2 separate regions of the Homo sapiens genome follow, and region 1 is linked to region 2. The links are chromatin contacts, found by Hi-C or POLR2A ChIA-PET in ENCODE. All regions are on one chromosome and are shown on one strand. The core of a region is the stretch at or near the end of the contact, and the rest is flanking DNA. Distances in the headings are between cores, read along the strand shown. Region 1 overlaps LOC105375522 (a long non-coding RNA gene). Region 2 has its middle 48 kb from the start of FAM180A.

The links. A loop is a pair of places that touch in the nucleus more often than their neighbours do. ChIA-PET counts read pairs that join two places held with the same protein, here RNA polymerase II (POLR2A). Pooled maps may share reads with other maps.
Region 1: a loop to region 2 is called in a map of aorta, with 3 times the contacts of the local background. The contact joins two enhancer-like sites. A Hi-C loop is called at or near these places in 1 of 168 maps with a recorded cell type or tissue (aorta) and 3 of 50 pooled maps. POLR2A ChIA-PET finds 5 or more read pairs at or near these places in 2 of 52 experiments (WTC11 and activated CD4-positive, alpha-beta T cell).

The regions. Positions count from the first base shown.
Region 1 is chr7:135,759,575-135,763,593 of GRCh38, reverse strand. It overlaps LOC105375522 (a long non-coding RNA gene), which reads right to left. Exons shown (of 3, transcript XR_001745032.2): 2 at 3,428-3,509. Among named protein-coding and RNA genes, the nearest start is that of FAM180A, 13 kb to the right of the region's middle. Within about 2 kb of position 1,378, at least 3 of the 41 ENCODE cell types and tissues checked have a DNase peak (open chromatin) inside an H3K27ac peak, as active enhancers do.
Region 2 is chr7:135,795,083-135,799,040 of GRCh38, reverse strand. No RefSeq gene overlaps it. Among named protein-coding and RNA genes, the nearest start is that of FAM180A, 48 kb to the right of the region's middle. Within about 2 kb of position 1,745, at least 2 of the 41 ENCODE cell types and tissues checked have a DNase peak (open chromatin) inside an H3K27ac peak, as active enhancers do.

The sequences.
Region 1 (4,019 bases), core at 129-2,628, 35 kb after region 2:
GATCAATATTCTCCCATGGCTCTCATGGCTGCTAATGGCTATGTTTGGGGGACTTTCTCTTCTAACTGTAAGAGTCTTGAGGCTTAACATTCCAAAGTGCTGGCTACATCCCCAGTGGGAAAAAAAAATTTCTACCATGTAGTAGCTATTTCTATTGTTTTATAAGAATGAAAATAAGCCACATAATTAAGCCTGGAGCCCAGGGAAGGGAGCTCAAAAAATGCCTTCTGTGGTGCCATGATAGTGGATGACAAAGTAGATAAACAGGAATCCCTCCTGTCCCCCAGATAGAAAGTCATATGAGTCGAGTCATCCTCCCGCATCTCCTGCCAGGCTACACCTGGCCAATGTGCTTATATAATACTGGATAATAGTGAATGAAAGTTTACATCCCAGGGTCTCCCAGTGAGTTTGTCCATTCATTCATTCACGCAAACCCATTAATTGCATCTCTCACATGTCAGGTACTATGCAAGACACAGGAAACATAAAGGTCAATAAAACCCTGTCTGGACCCTCAAAGAACTGCAGACTGATGCATGAGACAGGTCCACAAATAATAATGCATCCCAATGTATCTCTCAGTGTTGAACTAAAAGAGTGGGCTCTCTGTCACAGCAACTCTCAACCAGGGCCAATTTTGTGCCCCCCACCCCCACCCTGGGACGTTTAGCAGTGTCTGCAGACATTTTTGATTGACACAGCTGGGGTGAGGGATGCTACTGGCTTCTAGTGGGTAGAAGCGAGGGATGCTGTTAAACATCCCACAGTGCATAGGACGGTCCCACAACAAGGAATTATCTAGCCCCAAAAGTCAACAGTGCTGAGGTTGAGAACCCTCATCTAGTGGGATAAAATATGATGTAGTCAGCTCTGTCTGGTCATCTCTGGAATTTGAGCCGACTTGATCACTTTTGTTCTTTTCATAGTTGTGTCATTGATTGGCTTTTGCTCCTAAGCAAGTTACTTCGCCTCACTTGGCTTAAGTTTCCTCATCTATAAAATAGATGTAGAGTCTCTGATCTCTAAATCCATTCTAGCCTAAGAAGCTATGGTCTTCTTGGGCCAATATTTATGCTTTCACTGAACCCTGCTTCCGAGAGGAGAATGCCTTGGCCAAAGACTGTTTACTCCACTCCAGGTCAAGGAGATAAACTAGTTTCCTGTGTTGATCTGGAGTCTCACTCAGGAAGGGCAAGCATGACCTCTGCCCGAGGACCCTGAGTTAGGACACTTCCATCTTTGGAGTTTTCTCATCAGCAAACAGGAACTACTTAACTGCTCTGCCTCCCTGTGTCCGGAGGAAGCCTTTGAGTCAATGAAGAGATGGAAAATTACCCGGATGCTGTTCCTGTGACTAGGTCCAAACCACAAATGCCACTTTTCTCCCTTTGGGGGGCCTGTGGCAAGGACAGGGTGGGGAGACACTGTGCTGTCCCTGTGGTGTAGGCTGGTGGGCTGGGCCGGGGAGGAGTAGTGTCTCTTTATCTGTCTGTGGGGCTGCCTCAGGGAGGACCTTCGTCATTTTTCTCCCTGAGGACAAAAAACTTCAATTCTTGGCCACATATTTTAGGCTCTGGGGACTGGGTAGGGATCTGGTGCCCTCAAATTCTCACACTCTCTCTCTCTCCCCCGCCGTGGCTTCAGGCTTAGTCACCAAACAGAAAGAGCTTTTCTGAGCCAGCCGGCTGGAGGACAAGAGCAGCTACAGAGACCAGGGGAAGCCAGGTCCCCACAAGACGCGCTCCTGCCTGGGCCTGAACAGAGGCCTCTTCAATGCTGCTGTGGTGCTGCTGTAACCAGAAAGGCAGAAAAAGGGAGACTAGGGCAGGGCTGGAGATGAGGGCAGGGCTGGTCTTGGCAGTGACACTGAGTTTGGTGTTATTGGGCTCTCTGTCTTGGCAGAAATGCATCAAGGATGGCAACTGGAGTATCTTCGTGTCCTCTCCCCTGCTACACCAGTGCCACCTTAGGTAGCAGATCCTGTGTGTGATGAACAAATGAACTGCTGTGAAAGAAAGAGAGAAAGAAAGAAAGAAAGAAAGAAAGAAAGAAAGAAAGAGAGAGAGAGAGAGAGAGAGAGAGAGAGAAAGAAAGAAAGAAAGAAAGAAAGAAAGAAAGAAAGAAAGAAAGAAAGAAAGAAAGAAAGAAAGAAAAACAACCCAGAGACATTAAGTAATATGCCCAAGTTATTTAAACTGCTAGTCAAGGGGAACTTCTATCAAATGTGCTTCACTGAACTTATCAACAATAAAAGTTCCAAATCAGACAAATATTTCCCACTCTGTATGTTTTCATTGCTTGGGATGTTGGGGGTTTTTCTGGAGGCGGCAGGGTTGGTATGATTTACATTAAGTAAAATGTGCAAATCTTAAGTACACCGCTTAATGACTTTTATATATGTATATACCCAAGAATCATGTTCCCAGATGAAGATATAAAACGTTCCCATTGTTCTAGAAAGTGTCCTCGAACCCTATTTCAGTTGATAGCCACTTCAAGAAATAACCAGGTTTTTTTCTACTTCTGTCACCATAAATTAGTTTTGCCTGTTCTTGAACTTCTTATTATCAACCTCATATTGTTTTCTTCAATATAATGTATTTGGGGTTCATCCACATTGTGTCAGTAATTTGTCCTTTTTGATTGCTGTGTAGTATTTCACTGTATAAATATATCACATTCTGTTTATCCATTGTTCTGTTGATGGATATTTTGATTATTTTCAGTTTTTGGTTATTGTAATATATTTATCCTAAAGATATGAATTGGATAGGGATAATTTTTTGTTAATTTGTCTCAAAACATGTGCCTATTTTAATTCCCCTTCAAACAAACTCTAATAAAAGTCATTCTCCAAAGCTCCCAGAAGTTGAGATAGAAAGAAGTATTTATTAAATTACCTCAAAGATCTTTTCAGACATGAAATCCTCTAATTCAATGTCTTCTCTAAGAGCTGCTGTTAAGCACCTGCTTGCATGAATTCTAAAATTTTCTCTGAACTGTAATACAGAGAGTGGTTGTTTCCATGTAGAAACAACCCCTGCCTCTATAAATTCACCGACAAAGACTAGAGAACTTATTCAAGCACAAAAAACATACTCATATCTCTTCACAAGATGGCACCTATTTCCAAATGAAAGATGCTCTCCTGTTCTGCGCACTGGAAGCAACTTGGGAGTGACCAGAAGAAATGGTGGAATGTAAATAAATATAACTACTTCATTTCAATCCTTTTTTCTTCCATGGAAAGCAACGGTGGTTTCTTTCTTGAGATAGGTGGGAAAGAATGAAGCCCACAATGGACTATTTACCAGGCCTCCAAAGCATTTCTCAGAATTTTCAGATCCTGCAGTGAATTCCTACCACCCATTGTATTCAGATTTTCATTTCGTCTAATGCTAACTCTAATGAGTCTATACCATACCTGGTGAGCCGAACTGCAGTACACACTCCATCACACCGTCAGTCTTCTATTTAACCCAGACAAAGGGTCTTTTATACTCTTCCTGGACATGAAAATAAAAGATTGGAAACAATCATTTTAATGATATATTTATTTAAAAAAAAACTTTGCCTTAAGATTTGTTCAACAAATATTCATTCAGCCACAAGGACTGAACTCCCAAAGCCAAAGGTTGGAGTCACCATTATTGTGGCACCTAACATCTTGTATGATGTCTAAAAAAAGGAAAATTCAAAAGAAAATTTGCACAATGGCCCACGATGGCTGTAGTCAGACATGTAGGTAATAAAACCTAGGCCTGTAAACTAAAGCTGACTTCTTGCCTGTGTAACTGGAGTTTGTTACATACTTCACTGACAGGTACTGGTTATAAACCTGTTTATCAGCTGTAGAACAAAGACAGGATGCAAAGAGTTGCCCTCCACCAGACCCTAAGGCACCTAACCTTTCTCCTACCCGCTCCACCATATATTTACCTTATCTTATGGACAGTGTCACCGAGCACCAATCAGAATCACAAAAATTCAACTACTGCTTCCCTCCTCCTTTCTCC
Region 2 (3,958 bases), core at 496-2,995:
CCTGGGCTTCCCGTGGTTGGTATGGAGGCAGGGTGGATGGGTGGGAGGAAAGAGGTGAAAAGAAAGACAGGAAGGTGAAGGGGGGTGTCAGCGAGGTAACGGGAAGCTGCCTAGAGAGGCGGAATGCCCCTCTCTGCAAGGAAACATACTCAACCCCCGGCTGTGACTGGGGTGAATGGGACTTTCTGGCGACTTCAGAAGCAGCTGTGGTCACATCTGGGTGGCTGTGATGTGGGACAGAGACTACCTGCAAAGACTTGGGGTCCTGGAGGCTGCAGTGACCCTGACTACATCAGCCCCTCTCTATCCCCAGAGTGGGAAGAAACTGTAGGTTCAAGCCAAGTTTAGCTATTTACTGTGACCTTGGTAGGTCCCTGCTGATAGCTGGCTTATGTAAAATTCAGACAATGAGCAGAGAAAACATAAATTCCAGCACAGGCGAATTTGGAAAATGCTGTATAGAGCAAATCGTGTTGACTTAGCATTTGTGCTTAGCCGAGAAGGTGCTGCCCTGCACGTGCTCAGAGCCCCTCTCCCATTTCACCAACTAGACAAGCCACTCCGCCATCCTGCAGAGAAGCTAAGAGAGGGAAGGGCAGGTTGCTCTCCCATGCTTCTGAACATGTGGAAGAGGCAAGGGAGAAACATGGGGTGAGGAAGAGAGAAAGACTTTCCCTATCCGAAGAGCAAACCAGTCTGTGTATGTTTGCCTCCAGTCAAACAGCTTCTAAATACTGAAGAGTGCCAGAGGACTATTTATTTTGCCACTTACAAGCGATCAGAAAAAAACCTTTTATTTACATTGTGGAGGCTCAAGGACCCTGAACTTATTCTTAGGCTATTAAAATAATTTTACTATTTTGGCAACGTCTAAATGCAAGTAATTTAAGACACCCCTCTGCCTAAGGCTAACAAAATCATTGTGGTATAACTATTAGTTTGGTGCTAAAAGTAATTGTGGTTTTTGCCATTAAAAGTATTTGTAGAACAAACCAATTACTCTTGCACCAACTTAATAGCATTGGATCCACTAACCTGGAAACACCACACCAGAGAGGTGCCTGACTGCAAGGAGAGCACATGGTTGGCACATGCCAAATGTTTGTGGAAGAAGCTGGGGAGTCCCCAGCAGCTGAGATGGATGGTGATCATCAACTTCCGAAGTGTTAAAGAAAACTGAAGGGTTCTGGCCAGGCGTGGTGGTTCACACCTGTAATCCCAGCACTTTGGGAGGCTGAGGTAGGCGGATCACCTGAGGTCAGGAGTTCTAGACCAGCCTGGACAACATGGCAAAACTCCATCTCTACTAAAAATACAAAAATTAGCCGGGTGTGGTGGTGCATGCCTGTGGTCCCAGCTGCTCGGGAGGCTGAGGCCAAAGACTCATTTGAACCCAGTAGGTGGAGCTTGCAGTGAGTTTAGATTACACCACTGCACTCCAGTCTGGGCAACAGAGTGAGATTCTGCCAAAGAAAGAAAGAAAGAAAGAAAGAAAGAAAGAAAGAAAGAAAGAAAGAAAGAAAGAAAGAAAGAAAGAAAGAAAGAAAGAAAGAAAGAAAGGAAGGAAGGAAGGAAGGAAGGAAGGAAGGAAGGAAGGAAGGAAGGAAGGAAGGAAGAAAACTGCAGGGTTTTGAAGGCAGGTGGCACTGTCCTGTAGGAGACTGAGGGTGGAACTTGTCCTTGAAAGCTCCCCTAACCTACTGAAAGTGGAATGAAGGGCTTGGATCCAAGCCTTTCAGAGGCAGCCAAGATCTTCCCAGTCCCCACGATGGGTTTCTTTGGTATGCTTGTTTGCTTTTCTTTGATTCTGATGTTCAAAGGAAATAGGGTGTGTTGATGTTTTAGGTGAACAGTGTGCTTTCTGGGTGACCTAATTTATCTAGCAGTGGAATGAAAAGGAAGAGAATGGGCAGAAAGAATCAAAGCCCATGGCCTACCTCAATAGAAAACGTGTGAGTTTTTCATATAATGTTATATGAACATGAATCTGCCATTCTGCTGTGCTGTGTCTTCCATCTGTTACTTTCTAAACTGTGGACAAGAAAAATACAACTGGCGTGAAGAATGAATGTTGCACAGGGTAGGGATGAGGGGTTGGTACATAGGAAGAGAATATGCTTGACACAGAAAAGAACTAACCATATACCTTATCTCATTTAATCCTCACAACAACCAGAAGGGCAACTAGTACATAAACAAATAAAAGCAAAACAAAGCAAAACAGGCCCAGAGAGAAAAGTCCCATCACTGGGAAGACCTAAGATTTGGGTCCAGGCCCGTCCAATGCCAGAGTCCTTTCTCTTTCTAATGCCTCGTGAAGGCAGTGATGACTCTGAAAATTACAAAACAGTCCTCCCTTGTTCAGGAGTTCCTGGTGTATCTACTTCAGACCAAATGCACTTATTCCTGGGAATTATTCAAGGTCTCGTCTTTTTTAGAATAGGTACAATATGGATGAGATCTTTTTAGCTAGCCTGCTTAGAGCAATCTAACTCTTAGGTCATACTCTTTCCAATATAGTAATAGACAAGGTGTTTAAGGGGATTTTGATCTTAAGAAGGTTAAATTTCCACATCTAAGTAGCTGTGGTATGTTGGAACAAGGGGGTTGTTTTGCCTTCTAAAACAGTCCAAAGCTGAGAAAGCAGATTACTGAGGCCCTGCAAGTTGACACATGCCTCTGAGTCCAGAAGTTGGAAAAAAGCAAGCAAAGAAGTGAGCCAGAGAGAAGAGTGTTAGACTGCCCCTTATTTTCACTTCATCTGACTTGGATTAGTCTTTAATTGAAGTCTCTGCTGAGATTCTGTCTGCGCCAGTCTGAAACAGCCTGTACACTAGTCAGCCATTCAACTGTTCTCTTTATAAATGCCATTTTCCCCTGTATTTGCTGAATTTTCATTCTTCATTCAAATGTTTGGGTGTCTGCATGTTTAATGAACACAGATGCCAGGGTTCTCTCAGAGCCAAATATTTGGATTACAAAACATTGAGGATATCCACATAGTTGGCTTCTCATTCACATATGTGACATTGTGTACAGACAGTTAAGTTTTAATAATAAAGTCTAAGAATGGATAGGGCTGGCTGTTCGTAGGGGAAAATAGTGCTGCACCTAAATCAGTGTGTATTTTTAGAGCTAGTGAACATTTTTATGAGGCTGAAGTTTTACTTGGTCTCAGGTCTGCCATCACAGAGGGCCAAAGTAGGCCCGGCCATGTGGCCAGGGTGAGACCACAGCTTCTGGGGCCAAGTTGAACTCAAATTTTACCTGACGCAGCCAAGAACAGGAAGACCCAAGGCAAGTAAAACTATGTTCTAAGGAGTTTTTTGGACCAGGCTAGAGAATCCAAATTCTACTGTCGGAAACAAAGCCAAAGGGGGTAAGGAATCAAGTGTAATCAAAGATCAAAAGAATGAGGAAAGAGACCCAAGATCATTTCTATGAATGGAGCTGAAGTGATGAGCCTTGATGTGACCAGAGTCAGGCCAGGTGTTGGTCTGAGGGTGTGGATTTGGAAAGGATCAATTTGCAGGGCATGGATTTTCTGGGCCTGTTCAGGGGACTTACCTGGCACTGTGATTTGAATATCTTGTCCCCTCCAAAAGTCGTGTTGAAATTTAATCATCAATGTGGCGGTCTTGAGAGGCAGGGCCTTTAAGAGGTGATTGGGTCATGAGGGCTCTGTCCTCATTAATTAATTGATCCATTAAAGGATTAATGGATTGATTAATGGCCTAACATGGGAGAGGAACCAGTGGCTCTATAAGAAGAGGGAGGGAGACCTGAGCTAGCACACTCAGACCCCTCCCCATGTGATGTCCTGTGCCACCTCAGGACTCTTCAGAGTCCCCACCAGAAAGAAGATTCTCACCAGGTGCAGCCCCTTGACTTTGGACTTCTCAGCCTCCAAAACTGTAAGAAATAAATTCCTTTTCTTTATAAATCGCTCTGTTTCCAG